Linked DNA regions of Homo sapiens: region 1 is linked to region 2. The links are chromatin loops, found by intact Hi-C in ENCODE. Cell type or tissue: B cell. All regions are shown on one strand. Links, peaks and the distances in the headings refer to the core of each region. The heading gives the core; the rest is flanking DNA. Region 1 overlaps TRIM2 (tripartite motif containing 2). Region 2 holds the start of LOC105377496 (a long non-coding RNA gene).

Region 1 (11,968 bases), core at 1,824-9,823, 76 kb after region 2:
ACCAATTTATTAGCCCTAATTTTTATTTCTCTCTGCCTCCTCTGAATTTATTCTATCTTCCCCACTGCCTCCTATCTTCCAGCCCATCTAGAAACCTTTTCTATCCAAACAAATGGAAACACCTCTGGCCACCTTACTCTAAAATATCTCATCTCTTTCCTGTTCAATTTAAGGAACTATTTGTTGAGTTAAATACCCTGATTAAACCATTCCAAAGGCAGGGTTAAAATATTTTTGCTGGGCCGGGCACAGTGGCTCACATCTGTAATCCCAGCACCTTGGGAGGCCGCAGCGGGCAAATCACCTGAGGTCAGGAGTTCAAGACCAGCCTGGCCAACATGGTGAAATCCCATCTCTACTAAAAACACAAAAAATTATCTGGGCATGGTGATGGGCGCCTGTAATCCCAGCTACTCGGGAGGCTGAGGCAGGAGGATCACTTGAACCCGGGAGGCAGAGGTTGCAATGAGCTGAGATTGCGCCATTGCACTCCAGCCTGGGCAACAAGAGCAAAACTCTGTCTCAAAAAAAAAATATATATATATATTTTTTGTTGTTTACTATTCTGTTTAAGATGGGGTTGACACAATCAGGGAAATGCAGGGATTCTTACCTTTCACTTGGTTGAATCCAGTGCAGCTAAACTAGGAGTGATGAAGGGAAGTGTAAAGAAATTTTGGTTCAATGTTTAAGTTATTCTTTCAGATCTGCCCTAGTTGTCACTACATGATAGAATGGAAGTAACCCTTTATTTTCTCTTTTTATTCTAGATAATTATCCATTTGATATTATTTGGTTGAGTCATCTAAGCAACTACAAGTGTTCATAATGTTAGGTAGTAATGACATTCTTGTTTTAATCATCGAAGTGCCTTCTCTCCCTTTTGATCTCTGCTGACTTACCCTCCATTTAGACATGAAACAACAAATGCCATTTCTTTACCCACCATTGTGTTATAGCCTCTTTGATCTTTGGGCTAGATTGGAGAATCAGAATCAAATTTACACAGCAGTTCCTCTTGCCAAGAAAACCACTGTTTCTTTCCTAAGTAATTGTGTTCCTTTGCTCTAAAGAGATGAAATCTGAATCTTCATCATTTATAAACTTAGAAGAATAAAAGGAGCATATAAAGTCTAAAGTCCCCATCATGCAAAGTCCCATCCTGCTACTAGAAAATTTAAAAATACATATGTGGTTCACATTATATTTCTATCAGACAGCACTAATATAGAGAGATAAAATAAGAAGGCTAAAGCATAACCTATGAGAATATAACTTTTTGGGTTTTCTAAGATATAGACGCTGATTTCTCACTTTTCCTTCCAGAAGTCTATGTACATACATGCACACATATAACACATGTGGACTCAGACTACACTCATTGTTCCTTACCTTAATTTGTTTAATAGCATGTCTGAGAGTTTTTGTTGTTGTTGTTGTTTTCGAGACAGAGTCTCGCTCTGTCACCCAGGCTGGAGTGAGGTGGCGCGACCTTGGCTAACTGCAACCTTCATCTCCCAGGTTCAAGTGATTCTCCTGCCTCAGCCTCCTGAGTAGCTGGAATTATAGGCACCCACCACCACACCCAGCTAATTTTTGTATTTTTAGTAGAGATGGGGTTTCACCACCTTGGCCAACTGGTCTCGAACTCCTGACCTCAAGTTATCCACCCACCTCGGCCTCCCAAAGTGCTGGGATTACAGGTGTGAGCCACCGCGCCCGGCGAAGAGTTCTTTCATAAAAACACATAGATCTGCTTCCCTCCAACACGTCAAGCCTGGGTGCCAGGGAGAACTGTGGTTCTTATAGTTTCCCTGACTTAACATACATTCCTTCCTGCTGTTTCCTCACCTGGGGTGGTCCTTCGCCTTCCTTGTCTGCTGTGGCGTCATCAAGTTTTCACTTCACATGCATTCTGAGATGGCCTAATTGAATTCTCCCAAGTATATTAAAATGAAGACTCAATACCACACTCTTTAAAGAGATACAGTAGACATGTTTGTCCCTGCAATGTGACTGAGACATACTTGAGGGCAAGAGCTACGTCTTATTTGTGTTTGTTTGCCATGTGCCTAGAATACCGTCAGGCACATAGTGGGTGCTTGGGCAGTGTTTGTAGAATTAGGAAATAAATAAGTGAATGAGTGAAGCACTTCTTTATACGTAGTCTAGAAAATTAAGCTATAGAAAGAAAAGTAAAGGTACAAGACCTGTATCTCATGGCAAATAGACATTTAAATACACACCACAGTCTACTCAAGAACAGGAATAAAATTTAAAATACGGTATATGATTGATAGAAATCAAATGCTTTTCCCCTATTTTAAAATATGATAAAAAGTGGAGCCATTTAATCATTATGATTGCCCTATAATAATGCTAGACTTTTAAAATTAATGTATCCAATAGATATTCATTGAATATTTATTATGCACCAAGAAGTGTGTTGCCCCTGAGTACACAATGGTGAATAAAACAGATGTGACTCCCGCCCAAGGAGAACTTAATTCTCGTAAAGTTTAATGCTAGATGCCAGGCAATTTTGATATTATGATCTATAACAATGACAGTGATGGCTTCCCTACAGTGACTGCTTGCTGTGTGCTACACTCTACAGTAAACCCTTTACCTACCTTATTTTACTTAATACATCTTCCAAAAATGCCATTAGGAGTTGTCGAGTTGTCATTTTTTGGACATTTTTTAATGTATAAGGAATCTGAAGTTTAAGGAAATGAAATCCATCTGTGCTATTCCAGGTGTGTTTAAAGCAAGCAATGGAAGTAGGTCATTCTTCTGAGTCATAATCCAGTGATCTTTCACCAGATCACACCGCCTCTTCAGCAGGGAACTGTGACCCCAGTTTAGGGGATCCTAGACTATTTTTGGTGGTGATCTCTTTTAAGAATAAGGATTTTAAGGGCTGGGCACGAGGGCTCATGCCTGTAATCCCAGCACTTTGGGAGGTCGAGGTGGGTGGATCACAAGGTCAGGAGTTCAAGACGAGCCTGGCCAACAAAGTGAAACCCTGTCTCTACTAAAAATACAAAAAAAATTAGCCAGGCATGGTGGTGCACGCCTGTAGTCCCAGCTATTCAGGAGGCTGAGGCAGGAGAATTGCATGAACCCAGGAGGTGGAGGTTGCAGTGAGCCGAGATTGCACCACTGCACTCCAGCTGGGACAACAGAATGAGACTTCGTCTCAAAAATAAATAAATAAATAAATAAAAGAATAAGGATTTATATAGATATCAGCAGCAGATAATGGATGTGACAAAGCCAGTTTTCCAAGACAGAAGTTCATTGTGATATATGAGTAGCTGTGTACCCGTTTGAACCTTCAGGTAAATGTTGACCAAAACAGTGTTTATCTTCATGTTCTGTAGTGGTTTAAACTTTGACTCTATACTGTACTTCTATTTCTGTACTTGTTTCAAACAGACAAAAATTGGATCAGGAAAGCTGATGGGACCCAAAGGAGTTTCTGTGGACCGCAATGGGCACATTATTGTTGTGGACAACAAGGCGTGCTGCGTGTTTATCTTCCAGCCAAACGGGAAAATAGTCACCAGGTTTGGTAGCCGAGGAAATGGGGACAGGCAGTTTGCAGGTACACTCGATGGTAATATGTAAACCCCCTTTTTTATGCTTCTTCTGCTCACATTTGCATGATGTTGGAGCATGTTGAAGACACCGCATCCCTAGTGTGTTTGCTGGCTTTGGGAAAGATGCTGGGGATAAAATCTAAGCAAAAGCATGTTTCGTTGCTTGAGCCTTAGTCACCGCCACCCACCCGGCAGTAAGTTGAGCTGCAGTCCTTGTGTGGTTTTTATCGGTGGCAGTTCACAACTCAGAAGTCTAGCTTTGAAATATTCATATTAAATAAGGTATAAATTTTAAAATAAAAATATTTGAAAAACAAGGAATAACTACTGTTTCAGCCTAGCTGTAACTTTGCTTAAAAAGCCACTGAATGAGAATTTTTTTTCACCTTTCTAGGTTATTGTAAGAGAACAGGAGTCTAGAATATTTGCTAGGTTTAAGGAGGGCAGTCTGTTTTACGTCTCTTTGGTGTAGCACTTTGCAATCACAAGCTTATTTAGGTTTTTGCATTTGCAAGAAGAGGCTGAAAATAGCTTATTAATTTTCTTTTTGAAAGGATGCTTTTGGCACTTAGTATTAATTTGCATAATATTTGTTTATGCTTTGTCTCCAGTTCTGCCAAGTTTCTGAATGTCACCCAGAATTATAGTGTGGGTTTTCTGTTGTTTTGTTTTGTTTTGTTTTGTTTTTGAGACAGGGTCTCGCTCTGTCACCCAGGCTGGAGTGCAGTGGCGTGATCTCAGCTCACTGCAGCCTCGACCTCCTGGGTTCAAGTGATCCTCCTGCCTCAGCCCTCCAAGTAGCTGGGACTACAGGCATGTGCCACCATGTCCAGCTAATCAATTTTTAAAAATTACATATTGGAGTCTCTTTTCCAATGCTGAGTTGCCACGTCTTTCCTTGGTGGGAGCTGAGGGCTCTAAAATGACTAACAGATACTCAGGGAAGCTGGCAGATGTGACTTTTAGATGGTGGCACGGAGAATGAATTCTGATGCTTACTGCTCCTCCCACTTCATTAGGGCTGCTAGAACTCCCAGCCTGCTTGAGAAAGAGTCAGAATAGACTGGCGCAAGTAGAGAATAATATAGGATCCATGTTATCTGCAACTGGAGGTCTGGCTGAATGATCTTTCAAAGACTGAGTCTATGATTCTTTGTACTTTCTTAAATAACTAAGTTAATATATTAAGTTTGTTTGTTACAGTAACTGCTATATGTAATCACTTTTGTTGTAGTCATCACATATTTTTTTCCATCTTTATTGCAGGTCCCCATTTTGCAGCTGTAAATAGCAATAATGAGATTATTATTACAGATTTCCATAATCATTCTGTCAAGGTACTACAAGCACATGAGTTGTTGTTAACTTTTAACTGCTTTTATGGAGAAATTGGTCTGCGAGAAAATAATGCAATACTTACATATGGCACCAAAGGGAGTTAACCAGCAGAGTAGACTTTGTTCTGCTCAAAGATGCCGGTTTTAACTTGGACTTACAGACCTTGGAAAGTCAGGAAATTGAATAAAATGTGGTGGCAATAAGTTGCTTAATTTGAAACTGGTGCAAATGAAGAGGACTTGAAAATTAAATTTTAAAAAGCAATTCGTTGAACTTAGAGGCAGAACTTTCTGAAGCTTAATGTTTTGTGGCTAGTCAATAAATTAAAATCACTTTTTCAATTTTCCGCATCTTTTTGTTAAAAAAAAAATTAGATGTTCGACTCTGTTACAACAACAGACAGCATGGGGAGGGGGATAATCCTAGCATACATTCATACAGTATATTTTATACTTCTTAGAATGCTTTCACACATTTGGTGTTCTTTAGAAAACAGTGACCTATAGTATATCTTTCTTACTAGGTACCAGGGGAGAGAGAATTGAACTTTATTATGAGAAAATCAGGAAATAATAAAATGGTTCAAAACACATTACTCACTTACTGAAATGATGAGGAAATATTTAGTAATATCCTAGATCAGGCTTCTCAAGGTGTGATGCATGTTCCACTGAAGGTATGATCCGTGGCCATAGGCAGTACACTGGTGGATATTTTTATTTTAAGTTATGCATTTATTTTAGGGCTACCTTTTGTTTACATCAAGTGATGCTGTTTTGCACTTACAGACATAATAAAGTTTTTCTTTTAAATACATTAATCTAAATTTTAAAAGGTGAGTCATTTTAAAGGAAAAATGATAAGGAAACAGCAGAGGATGGTATGCCAGTGAGTAAAGTTTGCACTTAGAAACAATGACTGAGCAACCAAAATTAATAATGACTTATCAGTGCTAATGACTGCGATAGCTAGATAAGGGGTAGGTTTTTTAACACCCAAAGGTACTCTCTGTGATGTCCTTTCTGCATCCTGGAGAGCCTCTAACCTGAGTAAATGGAGAGGGCTTGGATCTTTTTGATGGGTGCCAAGTCCCTGTGCAGACAGTAGCGCACAGTGGGCTGCGGAAATGGGGTCAGGATAAGGGAACAGGGTGCCCACCGTTGCTTTTTTCTGAAACTGCTCCCTGCCATATTGTCTCTCCAGAGATGCTCACATGGTGGCATAGGTCCCCCCTACACTCAAATGCAGATAATCTGCATTCTCTGCTGAAACTACTGTCCATGGGAAGTGTCTTGGTAAAAGGAATAGGATAGTGGAAAAAGTTGGTAGCCAAAGAAGGACGGAAGTAGAGAGCAAAGAGGCAGCAGTAACCGGGCTGGGGACTGCCTCCCCAAGAGTTATAACAGTGCTGGAGAATGAGCACAACTGTCAAAGGATAACACAGGTTGTTCTCATACTTCCTACTCTCACTCACTTTGTAGAGGAATCATTCATATAACTACAGGGCATTCAGCAAGAAGGAAACCCATATGAGATCCTAATAGTACAAAGGCCAGCAAATGCTTGCATAGGTTCTGCCCACTCCCAGCTGAAAGACAGTCATAATTAATCAAGTGGCTCTTTTCTACTAAGCGCAACTGTGATCTCAGAGCCTTTCCTGTCCAGTGCTCCAGGCAACCTCTAAGAATCAACTGGCATTGGTATGTGGGACGGCTCCTATTTACCAGTCCTGGCTGACACTGTAGAAAGAATTAAAACATATGTAAGTAGCCAAAATGCAAGGCAGGTAGCACTAAATAGTTTCATAAAATAGGTACATATAAAGTTTCCTAACTTTCCAAAAGAAAAGAGAAGATTTCCTTAATTAAGATGATCAGAGGAGACTTCCAAGTGGAGATGGTATTTGACATGAGCAGAATTTTGAAATCAGGAAAGGGCTATCATCAAGGTGATTTTTTTAAAAAACTTGCTTTAAATATTTATTGTAAAAAGCAAAGCTGTAAAAACTATTTAAGCTGATACTTCTGCCTCTTAATTTGTTTTCATGTGAATAATTTTTAAGTAATTAAATGGCATTTTAGTCGGGAAAAATAGAAAATATGAAACATTTATAATTCTTAATATTCTGAAAACTCTTCAAGTTTTCAGCATGGTAGAAGTAGATTATTTTAGCTATTTATTTAAACTCAATTTTCTTCTTGTTTTAAAAAACCATAGCCTTTCGTTGTTGTTTCTCTTCTTTTTGACAACTATTGCCAAATAAGTTTTATGGAATACTTGGGTTTTTCTTCCCCATGTAATGCTGGGCAGTTAGCAATAGTTCTGAATTCAGGTCACTTCTCTGTTGATAAGTGTAAAATGCATATCTATAGGTCAGTGCTAACAAGGGGTCTAGTTAGCTTCTTAGCTATCTGCAGAATATATTTTCTTTTCATCACAAAACAAGTAAGACTAGATTTGGCATCCTTCATTATCCCAAAATGAAGCAAAACTACTTGAGTCATTTGGATTATGCCCAGGAAAACATATTGACTCAGAAAGATAAACAAGGCTGGGCGCAGTGGCTCACGCCTGTAATCCCAGCACTCTGGGACGCCAAGGCGGACAGCTCACCTGAGGTCAGGAGTTCGAGACCCGCCTAGCCAACAGGGCGAAACCTCGTCTCCAGTAAAAATACAAAAATTAGCCGGGCGTGGTGGTGGGCGCCTGTAACCCCAGGCCCTCAGGAGGTTGAGGCAGGAGAATTGCTTGAACCAGGAAGTGGAGGTTGCGGTGAGCCAAGATTGTGCCACTGCATTCCAGCCTGGGTGACAGAATAAGACTCCATCTCAAAAAAAAAAAAAAAAAAAGAAAGAAAGATAAACAAAATGACTATTTGTAGGGCTTAGTAAGGGAAAAAAATAGAGAATAATAAATTGTGTCCAGCATAAACATGTTCCCACTGGTCTTTAAAACTACAATGTGTTATGTAAAAGGAGACAAAAAGAGTCAGAAAAAAAATTTAAATATGGCATCTTAGTAAAAGCTGGTTGTTCTTGCCCTGGTCCTTTCTAAAGAACCACAAAGGTGGCTTGCTTTCTTGGCAAGTACGTAATGAATTCAGGAAGTAGCCATGACTCTTTCTTTTTTATCGTAATGTGAGTTTAGCCTGTAGAGATGGAAGTGTCCTACTTTCCCAAGGTACTTACCTAAAAGTAATGGTCATTTTGATCTTCTGTAATCAGAGATGACAACAGGTGGCTCTCTAAAAGGTCTTGAGATCATCCCCAAATGAAGATCTGTACTCAAATATAGTGAGCTCTTTCAGTTCTACATTTGAGGAAACCTTACTCTCAAAGTGCCTTTTACATAATACTTTCAGATTTGTCAATGAATATTTCTATGCATCTAGGCATCATGACAATGGAAGTTAAAAATAATGTCCTGGAGACATTTCAAAACCATTAGGTATCATCTGAATCATCAAGATACAATTATGCTTACTATAGTGTTATCATTAAACATTAACATTTACTTTTTTCAAAATCAGTGATCTGTATTGATACATATTTAGTAGCACTCTATTAATAAGAATATGTAATTAACCACAGCACTCCACTGCTTGACCATATCAGATGTTAGAGAATTTGCTTAAGAGTTCTGTTTAGCCCCCTACTTCTAACAGCTTCCCGTCTCTCTACTGAGAGATAAAAGAGTAATAGAAAATAGAGTAATAGAAACTACTTTTATATTCATCAAAGCCTTAGGATCATATAAACTCTCGAACTAAAATATCTTCTGAGGGTAAATAAAAAAGCCCTTCTCTTATTTCTCACCTGCTGCTACCACACATGTGCACACACACATGCAATGAATTTCTCCCATTCTAAGTATGGAGTCCAGCCTACTCTTTCTAGTTATGTTGATGTAGTAAAATGATAATAAATTCTGAGCATCTGGCATAACAAAAAACTCCTACTCTCTGATCCAACTTTTAATGGTCATCCATCCTGTTAGAAATATAAATATAATGCCCATTCTTGAAATTAGCAATTTCTTTAAAGGTGGGAAGAATAATATTATTGAAAATTATAGCACTTCTTACTCATACTTACTTGTACAGTATTTTATAACAAAGGTATCATTCACATAAGGATTTAATAACCAGATATAAGCCAAAAAAAGTGATGATTTAACAAATGATAAATCAGATTTATACAGTAATTTGGGGAACCACAATGATATGCAGTCTGTCTTGTAGATTTCATTTTCTTTTTTTAGAATGTCTTAAATGATAAGTCTTGTTATAAATAACCTGCTCAAATAGATATTTTTTTAATCCATCATGTTGGTTCAAGTATTTTGATGTAAAACAAAATAATTTAAAAATATTTCATACAGGTGTTTAATCAGGAAGGAGAATTCATGTTGAAGTTTGGCTCAAATGGAGAAGGAAATGGGCAGTTTAATGCTCCAACAGGTGTAGCAGTGGATTCAAATGGAAACATCATTGTGGCCGACTGGGGAAACAGCAGGATCCAGGTAGATCAATGTGCTAATGTATATGGTTAGAGTGTTTGGTATTTGTTAAAAGTGAAGAATTTGCTGTCCCCCAAACTGGAATGTTTTCTCTTTTCCATTGGTTAGGACATAGAACCATAGATACTCTCACCAGAAGGACCAAACTCAGCAAGATGGAGTAGAAAAAATGTTACCAGACTGAAACCCTCTAAATTGGGGTTTTAATATGGACCCCACAGACCCCCACAAAGGGTCTGAAGATAGAATTCAAGGGGGCCATTGAATAAAAATACTACATTATTATATTTATGAACCTCTGGCTGAAAATTATCATTTCCCTTAATCATGAATATAAGCAACAATCATAGTAATTTTAGTAATGCCTATGACTTTGTCACCAAGAAAAATCACAGAAATTTTCATATCATATTGTTGCAAAAATCTTGAATTGTCACTTATTCTCATCACTACTTCAAAATTACAGTAATTATTAGACCCATTACTATTTCTTATTATTTAATGTGCTAATTTTTAGAAGCACACACATATTGCTCTATCATAATTTAGTAATATTTCAATAGCTATATTTTAATATGGTTTTTTACAATCCCATGTGTTTTGTTTTATGAATTTTAAAACACTATTGTGCTAAATGACCCTTGAGTCAAAGAGGGAGTCTCAAGGAAAATTGTAAAATATATTGGACTGAATGAAAATGCAAATAGAACGTATCAAAATTTGTGGAATTTAGCAAAAACAATGCTGAGAGGGAAATTAATACGCTAAATGCTTCTATTAGAAAAGAGGAAACATTTTAAATCAATGGTCTAAGCTGCCATCTCAAGAAGCTAGAAAGAAAAGAGCAAACCCCAAACAAGCAGAAGGAAGCAAGGCCGAAATTAAAGGCTGGGCGCTGTGGCTCATGCCTTTAATCCCAGCACTTTGGGAGGCCAAGGCAGGCAGATCACTTGAGGTCAGGAGTTCGAGACAAGCTCGGCCAACACGGTGTAACCCCATCTCTACTAAAAATACAAAAAATTTGCCAGGTGTGGTGGCAGGCGCCTGCAAGCCCAGCTACTCAGGAGGCTGAAGCAGGAGAATCGCTTGAACCCAGGAGGAAGAGGCTTCAGTGAGCCAAGATCACATCATTGCACTCCAGCCTGGGCAACAGAAGGAGACTCTGTCTCAAAAAATTAAAAAAAAAAAAGAAATGAAATTCAAAACAGAAAAGCAATAGGGAAAATCCATGAAATAGCAAACTGGCTCTTTGAAAAGATAGTAAAACCAACAAAACCCTAGCAAGACTGACAAAGGAAATAAGAGAAAAGACACAAAATACTAATATTAATACATGTTCTGTAGACATCAAAAGGATAATAAGGGAATTCTGTGAACAACTCTACATACACAAGTTTGACAACTTAGATGAAATAGACAACTCCTCAAAAAATACCAACTCCACAACTCCCGTATGAAATAATTTGAATAGCCCTATAACTATTAAGAAAATTTAATTCATAATTTTAAAACACCAAAAAGAAATGTCTAGATGGAGATGATTTCACCATGGAATTCTTCCAAATGTTTAAAGAATTTAGTAACAATTGTATACAATTTCTTCCAGAAAATAGAAGATAAGAGAATACTTCCCAACTCATTTTCCAATCAGCTTTTGAAGCCCTGATACCAAAACCAGGCTAAGACAGTACAAAAAAGAAAGCTACAGACCATATTCCTCCTGTGTGTAAAAATTCTTAAAGATATATTAACAAATATAATTCAGCAATATGTAAAAATTGCTCCATGACCAAGTGGAGTTTATTCCAGGAATGCAAGACTGGTTTAGTATTAGAAAATCAGGGAGTCTCTGAGCTACTCTGGCTTGGGAGGCTGCCCTTTAAAAAATAAAAATAAAAATAAAGAAAATCAGTCAATGTAATAATCCACCATAGTAAAATTCTAAAGAAGAAAAACTATATGATCATATCAATTGACACTGAAAAATCATTTGACAAAATTTAATACCCATTCATGACAAAACTCTCAGAAAACTAAGACTCTCTCAACTTGATAAACAACATCTATGAAAACCATAGCTAACACCATACTTCATAGTAAAAGACTGAATGCATTCCCTATAGAGCAAGGATGTCTGCAAGGATGTCTCACCATTCTTGTTCAATATAATACTAGAAGTTCTAGCCAGCACAAAAGGTAGAAAGGAAATAAAAAGCTTACAAATTAGAGTGGAAGAAATTAACCACTCTCCCTGTTTGCAGATAACATGATGTTTACATAGAAAATCCCAAAGAATCTATAAAAACAGTTCCTAGAATAGGTGAGTTCAGCAAGATTGCAGAATATAAGATCAACATACAAAAATCAATTATGGTCAGGCACGGTGGCTCATGCATGTAACGCCAGCACTTTAGGAGGCCAAGGTGGGAAGATTGCTTGAGGCCAGGAGTTTGAGACTAGCCTGGGCAACACAGGACGACACTATCTCTACAAAAGAATACAAAGAT
Region 2 (11,968 bases), core at 2,764-10,763:
TTAAATGAAGATTGGGTTTTCCCATTTCTGGGGGCAAACAAACATGTGTTAATAGCTAATTAAAAATAGAATGGGAATTCTACTGAGGCCCATTATGGAACAGGGGGCAGGCAAGGTGCTGGAACATGCTGGCCATCTGATGCCAACCACGTGGGTCCTTTGAATAAATCTGTGTGCTTTTATCACTTCACCCTGCTCACCAATTTGACCGGATTAAAAGGCTTCATAACAGTCTGCACAACTGCTAATGATGTAACTCCGCTCTTACATGTTTATTTTAGTGTTGGATTTTTATTGTTAAGGTCACTCCGAGGATATGCGGATTCTTAACTACACAAAGTTGGTACTTAGCCTTGGTCTATTTTGTCTTGTATCTTTTTTTTTTTTCTTTCCTATTCCCAGGAGTCTGCCTTCTCTGTGAATCCCCCTCTAACAGGATGTCGTGGTTTATTTATTCCCTGCCCTTTGCCATGTGGATGGGCGGATTTTTAACCTTTTAGTACCATAATCCTTTGTGGTAGGTTCCTGTTTCTCTGCTATCTTGGGAACTCCTGCTGTTCGACCTTGGTGTTTGCATATTTATAAACTCTTAACCATTAACTCTTCAAGCAGACCAGCTGCAGCATGAGAGCTATTTGCTATTCCTCAGCATCGTTTTCTAGTCTCACTTAGCAAGACCTTTGCTTGTTGTATTCCCATTTGTGTCTGTTGTGGAACAGGCTCGACAGAACTACTGAAATTGTAAAGAAACTCAGGCAGCCTGCACAGACCTCCAGCTCCCTGGGTCTGCCTGTAAAGAGAGGACGCTGGGGCAGATGGAGAGCAGCAGGCACTCGGAGTTAGGCCTGAGATCTGCGAATGGCTTTGCCACTTGCAGGTTGTAAGGCATGGTGGGGGCTGGGATCAAATCACCTCCCCAGCTCTCTGTTTCTTTGTCTATACAATGGTGATCAAACTGGATATCTCCACTGAGCACCAGGTGTCCTGAAGAGATGGGCGGGGGTGGAGGCAGCATGAGTGGGAGGTGAGCATGTTGGCAGGGGCCCCAGGGCCCGGGCAGCTCTCTAGAGAAAGGATTTCATGGCTTTAAAACCACAGGACTCTGTCACCTCCAAGGTCCTTTCCAACTTCAAACACACCTCTGATTCTATGAAAGGATGACAGTCTTCTGCCTTCCTGCTTCATTACTGGTGGAGAGGCCCTGCCAAGGCAAGGAGGGAAGTGGACTAGGAGGTAGGCCTGAGGCTAGGGTGGAGCCCCCAAGCTTCCTATCAGTACCGCCAAACTGAACTGAAGCCCCCCACACAATTGGAAAGTGATAGAGAAGGTGATGGAGTTTATGCCCTTGATTCAGGTTGTTGGGTTTAAAACTGAAGATCCACATGAAGGGGTGACTCTTTTCGTTGAGAGAGTACCAGTGCTGTGCCATGTGGCAGGGCAAAGACGAAGAGCAGTGCCAGGTTCCTTGACTGTGGGCTTTGCTTCTTCATGGCTAGGGATGGGGAGCACTGGATGCAGTTACATCCTTGCTAGATCCCAGATCCTCACTTTTTGCTTTTGACAGAAGTCTCAGGTAATAGACTTGCTTTCTTTCTTCAGCAGATAGTAGTTAAAACCAAGTGGCAACCTGATAGGCAGCCAGCTGTTATCTATGACTCAAACTATTAAGGATGGAGACATCTGTACCTGGGCCATGTTCTTCCCAGAGGAGAGCCCTTACTAAGTCAGAGGGTATTATTGTGACATCTGACCTTGAGGACAGTTCAACATGTCAATCAGGCTAGATAAGCAAATTCTTTATCTAGTAAAAATGGCTAGGCATGGATAATATGTGGTTTCTTATTCTCCTTCCTCCTCCCCCTCCTTTTTTTTTTTCCCCCCCCCCTTGAGACAGGATCTCTCATTCTATTGCCCAGACTGGAGAGAGAGCAGTGGCACAATCACTGCTTGCTGCAGCCTCAACCTCCCGGGCTCAAGTGACCCTCCTGCCTCAGCCTCCCAAGTAGCTGGGACCACAGGCATGCGCCATCACTTCCTGCTAATTTCTAAATTTTTTTGTAGAAATGGGGTCTCCCTATGTTGCCCAGGCTAGTCTGGAAATCCTAGCTTCAAGCAATACTCTTGCCTCAGCCTCCCAAAGTGCTGGGATTACACACATGAGCTACTGTGCCACTGCCATCTTCTTCTTCTTCTTCTTCTTGTTCTTCTTGTTCTTCTTCTTCTTCTTCTTCTTCTTCTCCTCCTTCTTCTTCTCCTCCTTTTCCTTCTCCTTCCTCTTCTCCTCCTTCTTCTCTTCTCCTTCCTCTTCTTTCCTCCTCCTCCTCCTCCTCCTCCTCCTCCTCCTCCTCCTCCTCCTCCTCCTCCTCCTCCTCCTCCTCTTCTTCTTCTTCTTCTTCTTCTTCTTCTTCTTCCTCTTCTTCTTCTTCTTCTTCTTCTTCTTCTTCTTCTTCTTCTTCTTCTTCTTCTTCTTCTTCTTCTTCTTCTTCTTCTTCTTTTAATTAGAGAGGAGGCCTCACTATGTTGCCCGAGCTGATCTTGAACTCCTGGGCTCAAGCAATCCTCCTGCCTCAGTCTCCAAAGTAGCTGAGATTACTGGTGTGTACCACTGCACCTAGCAACACATAGTTTTTTGAAGATGTACAAAAATTTGATTCTTGGAATGGATTTATAAGAAAGCTTTGCATTTCCTCTGGGTTGAGGGAAACAACTTTATTAATTGCAGTGTCTTTGGAACAGGTACATATTTTAATATTATTAGAGAAAGAATTTCTGGCCTGCAAATAATTGGATATGAACTAGAGAATAAATATCTTCCTACATTGCAGGAGAAAGTAAAACATAACATCCTGTTTCTATCCACAGATACTTAAGAGGGAAAGGGAGAAGGAAAGGAAAGAATGGAATTGGGAATTACATGGCATAACTTGGGATACCTGTTTTACAGCTAAATCATTTGTGATCTGATTTCCATGTTGGTGGGACTTGGCCTGTTTCTGGCAGGTTCCTCCTGCCTTCCCTCATTTTCCCCAGCTTTCTTCATTCATCACAGGTTCTTTTTTCTACCATCTTCTGTGGGTAAAATCTAGGGGGCTTGTGACCCTCTGAGATGGTTCTTGCTGCACGTGTCTGTGCACAGCACTGAGAAGCAAAGTACACACACAGTCAGTTCTTGCACCAGTCAGGAGCAGCTTGCCTCCACCTACAAAACACAGGGTGATCATGCGTCTAAGGAACTGATTATCTTTTCCATTTCTTATCTTCTGCACAAGCCAATGGTAAGTTCTGTTTACTTACTTATCTTGGCTTATGCACAAGTAAACTGTAGGTATTGTTTTTCATTTACGAGGTTTTTGCTATCCTTGGGTTGGTTTATAATGTTGTTAGTCAGACCAGGTTGTGTCTTAATGTCCAGACAGTGAGTTAGGGTATTACAGACCCACCAACTGGATTTTCCTCTGAAGCAAAATCTACTAAAGGTGTGTCAGCCATTTTGTTAGGCTTGAGCAGGGGCGGGCAAACTATGGCCTGTGAGCCAAATCTGGCCCACGGCCTGTTTTTGTACAACCAGTGAGCTAATGATGGTTTTTATGTGTTTAAATAATTTGGAAAAAACCAACAGAAAAATAATATTCTGTGACATGAGAAAATTATTTCAAGTTTCAGTGTTTATAAATATAATTTTATTGAACACAGTTATAATCATTCCTTTAACAACTGTTATTTATTTGTTTGTTTATATACTTATTTATTTTGAGACAGGGTCTGTCTTTGTTGCTTAGGATGGCAGTGCATGGTGCAATCACAGCTCACTGCAACCTCTCCTCCCGGGTTCAAGCGATCCTCCCACCTCAGCCTCCCAAGTATTTGGGACTACAGGTGTGCACCACCATGCACGGCTAGTTTCTTTGTATTTTTTGTAGAGACAGGGTTTTGCCATGTTGCCCAGGCTGGTCTCAATTTTCTGAGCTCAAGCAATCTGCCTGCCTCAGCCTCTGAAAGTGCTGGGATTACAGGCATGAGGCACCACACCCAGCCCCTTTACCTACTGTTAATGGCTGCTCTAACACTACAATAAAATTGGGCAGTTGCAACGGATACTGTATTGACTCACAAGTCAATAAAGTGTTTGCTATACTGGCCCTTTACAGAAAAGGTTTGCTGACCTCTTTGCTTGTATAATTAAACAGCAACAATAGTTCACATATTTTGAGTCTTCCTATGTGCCAGGCAACGTGCTAAGCATCTTTTGGGCATTGTTTAATCCTCATAACAACCCTATAAAAAGTATCTCTTTTAAAAAGTAAAAAGTATCTCTTTTACTTTTTACAGATGAAGAAAAGGAGGGTAAGAGAGGTGGTGTAATTTGGCCAAAATCACACTGTTGGGCAGTATCAGAGCTGGGATTTGTACCCACATTTGTCTGATTCCAGAGCCTGGATTCTTATCCACCACAGAACACCAACATGCCTGTATTTCCTAGGTGGGTCTGAAGTAGAGGCCACAGATAAAAATTGTTAATTGTCTGAAGCTTAATTAACTTCTATTTCAAGTAATTTAATTTAGTTTATTATTTGAGATTTAGTATCTGTCTCTGTTATGAGAATGTGTACATTCCTTAAGGATAGTGACTATCTGTGGCTCCTAACACAGTGCCTAGCACATAGTAGAAGCTAAGTTAAAAATCTGTTGAATGAAGTGGATAGGGAGTAGGAAAGAGGGTGGGAGAAAGGGGGAGGAAGAATAGAGGATGAGAGACATTATCAAGGAAGAGTCAGGGTGCCTAGCATTGGCCCTAAGGTCATGGATGGCTCTGCTTGGCACTGGGCTCACCCTGACCAAGGGCTCACAACACCCTCGGGTCAGGCCTCACCTGACCGTGCACACATTCCATCTGCTGCTGCTTGACTTCTATTCTTCCGCCCTTGCTCTTCCCCTCTGCCTCTGGTGGCCTTGTGGCTTCCTGGCACTGGTCCAGATGCAATGCCAACCTTGAGAGGCGCATCAATGTTTGTTTAGAGTGCATTCATTTGGAGGAGGATGTGGAAGTGAGGCCTCCCGTTCTCATGTCCAGAGACGATGACTTACATCAAAGGGCAAAACTGACGCTGGAAGGGGACCAAAAGGAATCATTTCTCTTCTGATCTTTTTAAGAAGGCTGCTGGCTCTAAGGGAGAGATGCTGGCCACTGAGGACTCATTTCCACAGGCCGCTGACCAGCACAAAAGTCCAGGTTTCTTTCTCATGAGAACCAGTGGCAGGTAGGCATGAACAGACTCTCTTCCTTCCTGGGACTGGCCTGGGACTAGAGTTAGTGTGAGACCTCAGCAAGAGTAACAAAGTAGCACTGCAGCCTCTCAGCTGTGTCAAAAACAGCAGGGAGACACCAGTGCTAAGTGGGTGAGGATGCAGAGGGAGGCTGTGTCCAGCCTGGTGTGATAAAAGTGTTTAGGCACCAGGCGCGGTCACTCACGCCTGTAGTCCCAGCACTTCGGGAGGCCGAGGCAGGCAGATCATTTAAGGTCAGGAGTTTGAGATCAGCCTGGCCAACATGCCAAAACCCCGTCTCTACTAAAAATACAAAAAAATTAGCTGGACATGGTGGCACATGCCTGTAATCCCAGCTACTCAGGAGGCTGAGGCAGGAGAATTGCTTGCACCCAGGAGGCTGAGGTTGCTGTGAGCTGAGATAGCGCCACCACACTCCAGCCTGGGAAACAGAGTGAGACTCTGTCTCAAAAAAAAAAAAAAAAAAAAAAAACTGTATAGGCATATCTCTTCTGATTTTGCATGATTCTGCTCGCTATCATTTATTGATGTATTTTATTTGGCTTATGAAAAGGTGATGAAGTGTAGTGTTTTATTAAACTATTCATATGCCCAAAAAAACCCCACAAATGCTTACTGAATCCTTAAATGAGCCCAGCTCCAGGAGTAAAAAAAGTGAATTATCAGTCATTTCTAAAGGAACTCATAAATCTAGTAGTGGCCATAATAATGATAGTAATAATTTATGTTCTGACTGCTTATGATGCATCAGGCATTGGATCATGTGTTTTTTTTTTTTTTTTTTGAGATGGAGTCTCGCTCTGTCCCCCAGGCTGGAGTGCGGTGACACAGTCTCTGCTCACTGGCGCGTCCGCCTCTGGGATTCAAGCGATTCTTGTGCTTCAGCCTCCTGAATAGCTGGGATTACAGGCGCCTGCCACCATGCCCGGCTAATTTTTATACTTTTAATAGAGACAGGGTTTCACCATGTTGGCCAGGCTAGTCTTGAACTCCTGAGCTCAGGTGATCCACCTGTCTCAGCCTCCCAAAGTGCTGAGATTACAGGCGTGAGCCACCGCACCCGGCCTAGATCAGGTTCTTTACATAGACTAAACAAACCATTTCCTTCTCCTAACAACGCTATGTAGTCAGTACCCTTGTCATCCCCCGTACACTTGAGGTAATTGAGGAATACAGGTTAAATTACTTACCCAGGGTTATACAACTTGTAAGTGGCAGAGCCAGGATCCAAACCCATTCTTGGCTCTAGAGCCCATCCTCTTCTCCACTACCGCACCTGAGACTTACTGTGTGTTAGGCATGGGGCTGACAGTGACACACTGGATCATTTAATCATCACAATGGCATTAGGAGGTAGCATTTTACAAACGAGCTAACAGACAGGCAAGGAGCAACCTGCAGATAAAGCAAATCCAGATATGTCTCCAGAGCCCGTGCCTTAATCGCAGATGCATTCTGACTTTCATCATAGGATTCTAATCGTGGATGAAAGTGACCCTGAGTTGTAGTGCCAGGCAGGTTGCTTAGGAAAATACTCTTCTGGTAACATGTTGGAGGGGCAGCCTTCTGAGGATGGTGTCAGATTCCCCTGTCCTCTGATTAGCTCCCTCTGCCAAGGTGCCCAGGCTCCTACTTCAGTGTCACCTCCAGGTTTCAAAGCATGGAAACCCAAGCATGTTACTCGGAGAAAGTCCCACCCCCAGCATGGGCGCATCGGCTTAGAACCCTCCAGGGTTAGCAGGCAAAGAGCTGTGGACCCCGGACACGGGAAAAGGCCACAGTCGGGAGAACTCCTGTTGCTGGAGGGCCAGGCGGGGGCGATCCCCAGGGCTCCCAGCTTTTAATGCTGTCACCGCGGGCCTTACTCCCTCCTCTTCCCCACATCGCCACCACTTGAATCAGTTCTTTTACAAAGTGGTTCTATTTCCTGGTGAGACAAAAAGGTTAGAAAAGGAAACCTAGAGGGGGTGGGGGAAAGACAGAGGTTCGGAATACCGGCGCGCAATCGCCATCTGGGTGGAGGGGACCCGCCTTCTTTTCTTCCGCCTGAGCGCAGCTCGGCTCCCGCCTCGGGGCGGGGCCTGTTGCTATGGAGCCCGGGCCCCGGCAGAGCCTGCGGGGTGAAAGCCCCTAGGGCTCCGCCTGGCATGCGTGGCCGGGGCTGTCTGAGATTTCCCCAGGTCGGTGGTTATGACCGCAGGATGGAATCGTAGAGGTCGGGTGATTTGGTCAGTAGAGAGGAACATTTGCGAGGTTCTCTCTGAATTACATGTTGGTCTAAAAGTAATCCACTATCTGGGACCGAGAGGAAAGCATGTGTGGAAGAGGCAGGCATTATTAGCAGCGCGTCCGCCTCGGCCACCTCCCTGCTCCCGCCTCGGCCACCTCCCTGCTCCCGCCCCGGCCCTGGGGGCCTCTGTTCAGCCTCCACCAGCTCAGTCGCCCACGGAGACTCCCGAACTCTTAAATCCCAGCCCTGTAGTCAAAACCACTGCATTAATTAAACAAGGTAAACTGGTGAGGCAAGCAGGAACTTGACACCGCCTTGAATTTAATTGTTAAAATGAGAAGTGTGGTAATGGAGCTCTGCTTAAGAGAAAAACAATACTTGATACCGATGTGCACATCGATGTGGACACGGATGCAATCAGGAACCCATAGTTAGCACCGGGAGATTACATTCCGGGTATACTCAAGATAGATAGAGTCAACTTTGAATTCTCGAGGCCAAGCAATGGGCGAAACAAAAGAGCTTTGTGTTTGCGTGCTTTTGCTTTTTGTTACAGTCAGAGCAGGACAAAGAATAATGAAGGAGTAGACATGTTATTACTTGGGCATTTAATAATCAGTGCATGGCAGAGCCTTGTGTTTTGCTTGTCTTTTTTTTTTTCTTTTCTTTTCTTTTTTAAAGACAGGGCCTCACTCTGTCACCCAGACTGGAGTACAGAGGCCCCATCTCAGCTTACTACAACCTCAGCTTCTTGGGTTCAAGTGATTCTCCTGCCTCAGCCTCCCAAGTAGCTGGGACTACAGGCACGCGCCACCATGCCTGGCTAATTTATGTATTTTTAGTAGTGACGGGGTTTTGCCATGTTGACCAGGCTGGTCTCGAGCGCCTGATCTCAAGGGATCTGCCCACCTTGGCCTCCAAAAGTGCTGGGATTACAGGCGTGAGCCACCACACCAGGCCTACTTCAGTCTTTTCTACAAAACTACAGAACTCCCTATCAAGAGTAATGCTAGAGAAGGAATATTAATGGGATGGTTTGTTAGTACCTAGAAAAAAAAGCATCCTGAGTTCCATAAGAATAAATGATACCAGACCAACCAAAATTCCTCCTTGGATAGGGTTGCTGGGCATGAATTTATGTCCAATATGAGTCAATATGAGAAAAGTGCCAGGACCTCAGAGGTAATTAATAGAAGGATAGAGCCTGGAGCAAGCAAAGTGATGGTCTTGCTCTGCTCTGTGCTGGGCAGATCCCACCTGGATATGTCTTCAGTTTGGGGCAGCTCCCTGTGGGAAACATACTGGGCAGGGAGTCAGGGGTGCTTGACCTGGGTCACCTTTACTGCAAATACAGCCCGGCTGCAAAGGGCTATCCTGATCCTTGAGACTCTGAGCTGAAGGCAGATAACTCAGTCCCCAGGAGTGATTTTGAGAGGTTCTGTTTGTGTCATTTATTTTTTTGTCACCAGTGCCTTGTATACCACCTGGCACACAATCACTTGTGCAATGTATAACATTAAAGGGTCATCTGAAGGCCAGGCCACTTCTGGTGTGAATTCTTGGGTTGGAACTGGGTCAGCTGGTTCCCAATTAATCTACTCCTATCCACATAACCCCAATAGGTTAAGGCCAACTTGCACCTTTTCTCTTTTAAGGATGCTTAAGAGAAAGTCCTTTCTGCTTCATTCACCATTACTTCCTGACAGTCCTGTTTGTCCTTAAAACCTCCCCCACAGCCACTAATGAATGATCCCAACCCCTAAACATAGGAGGCCTCACCAGGGCTACTGCCAGTAGAGAGGAAGGGGCTCGGCCTCTTGGGGTCCAAACCAAACCACTCAATCAAACTGACTACAGAGAGTCTGGACTGTCCAGAAGGAGCTTGGCTTTGAGGGCCACACCTGGAGTGCTGAACTGTGAAATCCATCATAACAATACTTCCTCTCCAGTTGCTCATGACTGAACTGAAGGCTGGAAATAATTACTTCTTACCATCTTCTTTCATAAAACCATTGGGCAATACTTTTCATAAAGTTTTTATGTTTGTTTTTCTTTATATCTTTAAAATTTTTTTCTACTTGACATGTTAATGAGGTACAGTGTGATGTTTCCATATGGATGCACATTGTGTAATAATTAAATCAGGGTACTTAGCATATGCATCACCTCATACCTTTATTATTTCTTTGTAGTGAGAACATTCAAAATTCTCTCTTCTAGCTATTTTGAAATATGCAGGCCAGGTGCAGTGGCTCATGCCTGTAATTTCAACACTTTGGGAAGCTGAGATGGGCATATCACTTGAGCCCAGGAGTTCTAGACCAGCCTGGGCAGCATGGCAAAACCCTGTCTCCATAAAAAAATACAAAAAATTAACTTAGCATGGTGGTACACGCCTGTAGTCCCAGCTACTGGGGAGACTAAGGTGGGAGGATTGCTTGAGCCCAGGAGGTCGAGCAGCAGTCACGCCACTGCACTCCCACTCCAGCTTGGGCAACAGGGTGACACCCTGTCTCAAAAAATACAAGTTAAAAAATGAAATCTACGATACATTATTGTTAACTGTAGTCACTCTACTGTACAATAGAACACCAGAACTTATTCCTTCTATCTAACTGTAGCTTTATATCTGTTGACTAATCTCTCCCTATCTGCCTCCTCCAACCCCAATAAAGCTTGTTGAAATCAGAGACACAGAAAATGAAATGATTGCATTAGGCAGCGTTTATAAGCTCCTGATTTGTTTGCCTCTTCTAGTTGGTTATATCTATCTCACACTGAAACACATCACCTCTCTACTTAGCTGGCTTTGTTCTACTCTGGAGTTGCCTGATTACTGTTCCTGTTCTTGCACATCCTGGGGCAGGTGACATACTGAAAGAGGAACGGTGCCAGCCACAAGACCTGGACTCTAGTTCACCTCTATTACATTATGGTTACTCCATCCTGGGCTGGTCACTTTACCTTTCTAAATCTCAATTTCCACTAAAATAACAATGCCTGCTCTACCCGTTTCTGGGTTAGCTTTGAGGATCAAAGAGAAAATCTATGAAGGTACTTTCTTTTTTCTGAGATGGAGTCTCACTCTGTCACCCAGGCTGGAGTGCAGTGGCATGATCTCGGCTCACTGCAACCTCTGCTGCCCAGGTTCAAGATTCTCCTGCCTCAGCCTCCTGAGTAGCTGGGATCACAGGCACCTGCCACTGCACCCAGCTAATTTTTGTAGTTTTATTAGTGACGGGGTTTCACTATCTTGGCCAGGCTTGTCTTGAACTCCTGACCTTGTGATCCACCCACTTCAGCCTCCCAAAGTGCTGGGATTACAGGCGTAAGCCACCACTCCTGGCCTATGAAGGTACCTTCTAAATCATAAACTACCAGATATGAAGAATTGCCTATCCATAACAGTCTCTGATCCAACTAATTCTGAGATGAACTTTCACCTTTATGTCATATTATGTCATTTGTTCATTCATAGAACTTTCATCATTCCCTATCTACTTATTGGGCACCTAGTATGTGACAGGCACTGCACTAAGGGTTAGTGAATTAAAGGTAAAAGATGGAACCTTCAACAGTTTCTAGCAAGAATGCTGTGGAGTACACAGGAGTGGTACTCAATCCAGACTGTGGGTGGGAGGATCTGGGCATCAGAGGAAGACTCAGAGAATCCTTCCTAAAGTGAGTGGTGGCTTTGCTGAGTTCTAAAGGAGCGCAAGAAGTTAACCAGGGGCAGGAGGCAGGAGAGGCTGAGAGTGTTCCTGGCAGAACAAGTGGTAAGTGAGCCTAGAGATTAGTGTTTCTCAAAGGAGATGCTACTGACATTAGTGTTGTGGGGACAGATGTACTTTTAACGTACTCTCCCAAGCATTGGAGCAGGTTTGGCATCCCTACACATAGGCACTAAATGTTAGTAGTTACCCACCCCCACACACACTGGGTATGACAGCCATAGTGCCCCTTCACATTTCCAAATGCACACCCTACTACCCCATGGGAGGGGTTGGTACCATTCCTTGGCTGAGAGCCACTGCTAAAAAAATACATGTGGAACTGTCAGAGGTGTTTGAACCTGAGCAACTCCATCTTGAATAGGAGTCAGGTAAAATGAGGCTGAAACCTACTGGGCTGCATTCCCAGATGGTTAAGCCATTCTAAGTCATAGGATGAGATAGGACGTCGGCACAACATACAGACCTTGCTGATAAAACAGGTTGTAGTAAAGGAGCCGGCCCAAACCCACCAAAACCAAGATGGCCTCCAGAGTGACCTCTGGTCCTCCTCACTGTTACACTCCCACCAGCGCTGCGACAGTTTACAAATGCCATGGCAATGTCAGGAAGTTACCCTATATGTTCGAGAAAGGGGAGGCATGAATAATCCACCCCTTGTTTAGCATATCATCAAGAAATAACCATGTAAATGGGGAACCAGCAGCCCTCAGGGCTGCTC

Evidence for each region. Hi-C counts contacts between places; a loop is a spot of excess contacts. Peaks named below come from ENCODE experiments on the same cell type or tissue, not always from the same donor. Only the 100,000 strongest peaks of a DNase experiment are listed, where the experiment ranks them.
Region 1: it touches region 2 in a loop (2.0-fold over the local background); 5 of 110 quality-filtered maps call a loop at or near these places.

What each region holds. Positions count from the first base shown.
Region 1 is chr4:153,319,207-153,331,174 of GRCh38, forward strand. TRIM2 (tripartite motif containing 2) reads left to right here. Exons shown (of 12, transcript NM_015271.5): 9 at 3,442-3,610; 10 at 4,872-4,942; 11 at 9,324-9,464. Among named protein-coding and RNA genes, the nearest start is that of MND1, 19 kb to the right of the region's middle. In B cell, for the core only: no CTCF peak of the experiment used is centred there; no DNase peak of the experiment used is centred there.
Region 2 is chr4:153,241,944-153,253,911 of GRCh38, forward strand. All of the region lies in intron 1 of TRIM2 (tripartite motif containing 2), which reads left to right. LOC105377496 (a long non-coding RNA gene) reads right to left here and starts at 6,596. Exons shown (of 3, transcript XR_939360.4): 1 at 6,477-6,596; 2 at 4,871-5,105; 3 at 2,691-3,199. RefSeq lists an enhancer at 7,739-7,788. In B cell, for the core only: no CTCF peak of the experiment used is centred there; DNase peaks (open chromatin) are centred at 7,398 and 10,378; H3K4me3 peaks cover 1,575 bases; H3K27ac peaks cover 1,362 bases.